Linked DNA regions of Homo sapiens: region 1 is linked to region 2. Evidence: read pairs that join two places in POLR2A ChIA-PET (ENCODE). Cell type or tissue: PC-9. All regions are shown on one strand.

Region 1 (2,500 bases), 140 kb after region 2:
AGTGGGTTGTAGTCACTTACCTTGTCCATTTCCCTGTCTGGATTGCAAATTTGAATCTTTTCCTATGGTGAGAGAGACTTGAAAGATAAATTTTTCTGTGTGTGTATGTGACTTAATACATACAATAATATGGATAAATAGAATGGTGTGGCACAATTTGGTTACAATCTGACATGACTACTGCCTTAATCTAGTGGCCATTTGCTCTATTGAAAAGTAAACATGCAGATTAAATATGTGGGCTCAGTTATTGTGTTCCTCTTTCAGGATAAGCAGAAATGAAAAGGTCTCTGGTAATTAGGTGTTGACCAAATTATATTTTGAATTTTTAAAATGCCTCTTTTAAGTGATTTTTGAGGTATTTGCCAAAAGCAAAAAATTGTGAACACATGTATTCTCTGTGGAAAGTGAGTGTTAGATGGCCTGTGTATGCTTCCCATTTGGAGGTTTTCTTTTTTGCTTAGGCGGAGGGAAGCTAATAGCTTGCCCAGCTCTTACTGTTGAAACCAAGAAAACAAAACAGCATGTTGTCTGGATTGACTTTTTAAAAAAAAATTTGGATATTTTCTCACTGAGAGTTTTATGTCATTTTTTACAGTAATTCGGTCAGCGTAAATCTATCTTCTATCTGGGCTTCTACTGTGCTCTGGATAGCACACACTTTGAGATGTGTGAAAAGGATTGGAACCCCAGGTATTTGATACTGCTGATTAAGAGTAGCTCTCACTGGTTTAGAAACCAAACCAGAAGTTGATGGGAATGATACGGCAATGACAGTTGAACCTCGCCATTTACACATCTTGGGTGAAAAGAGCAGTTATGCCTACCTATTGGTCTAGCCCATAGTTATCCAAGAAAGTAGTTTTGGGTCTGTTTTAGCGCTTGAACAAATACTGAATGGAGTTCCCAGAATCCCCTGCGGTGGAACTCGAGCAGGAGTAGTTTGAGCCTGGAACCTTTTCAGAGCAGGTATTACTAGTAACCTAAAAGCTGTTAAGTAACTTCAAAGTACTTTAGAGAATATCTGAGTCTGAACCTTGATTAGCTAGCTGCAGAATGTATTTTCACTAATTGGATTATCTGGACTTGTATATTAAATTGTAGGAAATATCTGCTAAAGATAATTTTTAAGATTTATTTTGAAAACTTAGAAGCACCTAGAAGAGTAGGTAGGAGGAGTACAGTGAACCTCTGTGAACTTATGAGCAGCTTTAACAATGACTAGTTTGTGGTTAAGCTTATTATATATAAATCCTGTTAATTCTCATCTTAGGTATTGTTTAAGGCAAATCCCAGACTTGGTATAATTTAATCTGTAACTGTTTCAATGTGTATTTTTCAAAGTACTTTAAAAAAAGAGATAAAAGAGTTTTAATGACAATACTGTTACTATGCCTTTAAAAATTTAGTATATCCTTAATATCAAGCTGTCCAGACAGCATTAAAACTTGTCACAAATGTCATTAAAATTTTTTTTTCTGCAGTTTGTTTGAATTAGATGAAAATAAAGTCCAAATAGTTCTTCTTTTTTTTTTTTTTTTGAGACGGAGTCTTGCTCTGTTGCTCAGGCTGGAGTGCAGTGGCACGATCTTGGCTCACTGCAACCTCTGCCTCCCGGGTTCAAGCAGTTCTCCTGCCTCAGCCTCTCTAGTAGCTGGGATTACAGGTGCACGCCTGGCTAATTTTTGTATTTTTTGTAGAGACGGGATTTTGCCAGGTTGGTCTCAAACTCCTGACCTCAGGTGATCCACCTGCCTTGGCCTCCCAAAGTGCTGGGATTACAGGTGTGAGCCACCCTGCCTGGCCAAGTCCAAATACTTCTATTGGATGATACGTTTCTTAAATCTCTTAGTTTGTTACGTTTCCTCTCTTTTTTTTTTTTTTTTGCAAATTATTGAATGTTTTTATTATTAAACTAGGTTTGCCTATAGACTTTCCCACAGAATTGATTTTGCTGATTCCATCCTTGTGGTGCTATTTAACCTTTTTTCCCTGTCCCTGGTATTTCCTGTGATCGAAAGTTTGAAATGAGTGGTTCTTATCCAGGGGCAATCGATTTGCTCCTCTGGGGACCGTGCTTGGAAACATTTTTGGTTTTCACAACTGAGAGGTAGGTAAGGGTGCTACAGTTAACCTGTTTAGTGGGCAGAGGCCAGGGATGCCTTTCAACTTCCTGTGATGCACAAAACAGCCTCCACAACAAAGAATAATCTGGCTTAAAATGTCAGTAAAGTTGAGATTGAGACAGTATGACCTAGGTCTGTTAGTACATTTAAGATTGTCTGATGGTCATACTCTGTCATTCCTACTTCATACACTACTTACAATACTTGTGTAAGGAGAAACTTGTGCTTATGTAATATTTGGTTATTCAGTGGTAGAGTTTAAAAAGGCAGAACAAATGCCAAAGTTTCTCTTTAGAGGTTTTAAAAAATGAGTTGGTTTATAAGCATCCCACCTCGTGATGTACAGTTGATCTTCCACCTTCCATCCTTTCTTT
Region 2 (2,500 bases):
CTGGGGTAATTTTTAAATTTTTTTTGTAGAGACGAGGTCTTGCTATGTTGCCCAGGCTGGTCTTGAACTCCTGGGCTCAAGCAGTCCTCCTGCCTTGGCCTTCCAAAGTGCTGGAATTACAGGTGTGAGCTACCATTTGGGGCCTTAATTCAATTATTGATCTGTTTATTGTCTTTCTAAAAGGAAGAATCCAGGATTCAGGATAATCTATAATTTTCATTATCATCTCCTAACTAATCAAGTGGTAATTTATATAATTTTCATTTTACCTAAATTCCCTTTTAAAACAAAAGTTCCCATATTTGTAGATTAAAACATTTTAAAAACACTGCTGAAAGAAATCATAGACATAGACACAAACAAATGGAAACACATCCTATGCTCATGGATGGGTAGAATCAATATTGTGAAAATGACCATACTGCCAAAAGCAATCTACAAATTCAATGCAATTCCCATCAAAATAACACCATCATTTCATTCAGGCTGGGCACCGTGGCTCATGCCTGCAATCCCAGCACTTTGGGAGGCTGAGATGAGTGGATCATGAGGTCAGGAGTTCGAGACCAGCCTGGCCAATATGGTAAAACCTTGTCTCTACTAAAAATACAAAAATTAGTCAGGCGTGGTGGCACATACCTGTAGTCCCAACTACTTGGGAGGCTGAGGCAGAAGAATCACTTGAACCCGGGAGGCGGAGGTTGCAGTGAGCTGAGATCATGCTACTGCACTCCAGCCTGGGTGACAGAGAGAGAGTCTGTCTCAAAAAAACAAAAAACAAAAAAACAAAAAACAAAAAAAGCAACTACCATCATTCTTCACAGAACTAGAAAAAAACAATCCTAAAATTCATATGGAACCAAAAAAGAGCCTCCATAGCCAAAGCAAGACTAAGCAAAAAGAACAAATCTGGAGGCATCACATTACCCGACCTCAAACTATACTATAAGGGCATAGTCATCAAAACAGCATGGTACTGGTATAAAAATAGGCATGTAGACCAATGGAACAGAATAAAGAACCCACAAATAAGCCAAATACTTACAGTCAACTGATCTTTGACAAAACAAACAAAAACATAAAGTGGGAAATGGACATCCTATTCAACAAATGGTGCTGGGATAATTGGCAATCCACATGTAGGAGAATGAAACTGGATTCTCATCTCTCACCCTATACAAAAATCAATGCAAGATGGATCAAAGACTTAAATCTAAGACCTGAAGCCATAAAATTCTAGAAGATAACATTGGAGAAGCCCTTCAAGACATTGACTTAGGCAAAGGAATCATGACCAAAAACCCAAAAGCAAATGCAACAAAGAAAAAGATAAATAGACTTAATTAAACTAAAAAGCTTCTGCACAGCAAAAGAAACAATCTGCAGAGTAAACAGACAATCCACAGAGTGGGAGAAAATCTTCACAATCCATACATCTGACAAAGGACTAATATCCAGATCTACATGGAACTCAACAAAATCAGCAAGAACAAAACAAACAATCCCATCAAAATGTGGTATAAGGACATGAATAGACACTTCTCAGAAGAATTTATACAAATGGCCAATGATCATGAAAAAATGCTCAACATCACTAATTATCAGGGAAATGAAAATCAAAACCACAATATGATACGGCCTTACTCTTGCAAGAACGACTATAATCAAAAAATCAAAATATAATAGATGTTGGCGTGGATGTGGTGAAAAGGGAACAGTTTTACACTCTTGATGGGATTGTAAACTAGTATAACCACTGTGGAAAACAGTATGGAGATTCCTTAAAGAACTAAAAGTAGATCTACCATTTGATTCAGCAACCCCACTCCTGCGTATCAACCCAGAGGAAGTCATTACACAGAAAAGATACTTGCACACGCATGTTTATTGCAGCACAATTTGCAGTTGTAAAAATATGGAACCAGCCCAAATGCCCATGAATCAATGAGTGGATAAAGAAAATGTGGTATATATATACACCATACAATACTACTGAATACTACTCAGCCATAAAAAGGAACTAAATAATGACATTCCAGCAAACTGGATGCAATTGGAGACCATTATTCTAAATGAAGTAACATACTAAACATCGTATGTTATCATTCATAAGTGGGAGCTAAGCTATGAGGACACAGTGGCATAAGAATGATACAATGGACTTCGGTGACTTGCAGGAAAGGGTGGGAGTGGGGGTGAGCAATAAAAACTACACACTGGGTACAGTGTACACTGCTTGGGTGATGGGTGCACCAAAATCTCAGAAATGACCACTAGAGAATTTACTCTTGTAAGCAAACACCACCCATTCCCCAAAAACCTACTGAAATTTTAAAAATAATAATAAAATAAAGCTAAAAGAAGCATGCTAAAATATAGCTAAAATATGCACCTAATCTTAATCTAAAATTGTAGATGTGGAATTGCTAGTTCAGAGTCTCTGATACATACTGTAAAATCCACCTGTTATTTGGACCCAGTGTTTCACTGTTATGTACTT

Evidence for each region. Peaks named below come from ENCODE experiments on the same cell type or tissue, not always from the same donor. Only the 100,000 strongest peaks of a DNase experiment are listed, where the experiment ranks them.
Region 1: POLR2A ChIA-PET joins it to region 2 with 10 read pairs; 3 of 35 experiments call an interaction of 5 or more read pairs at or near these places.

The regions. Positions count from the first base shown.
Region 1 is chr18:9,937,649-9,940,148 of GRCh38, forward strand. The region is part of intron 4 of VAPA (VAMP associated protein A); the gene reads left to right. Among named protein-coding and RNA genes, the nearest start is that of VAPA, 25 kb to the left of the region's middle. In PC-9, no CTCF peak of the experiment used is centred here; no DNase peak of the experiment used is centred here; H3K27ac peaks cover 799 bases.
Region 2 is chr18:9,794,051-9,796,550 of GRCh38, forward strand. All of the region lies in intron 3 of RAB31 (RAB31, member RAS oncogene family), which reads left to right. Among named protein-coding and RNA genes, the nearest start is that of RAB31, 87 kb to the left of the region's middle. In PC-9, no CTCF peak of the experiment used is centred here; no DNase peak of the experiment used is centred here.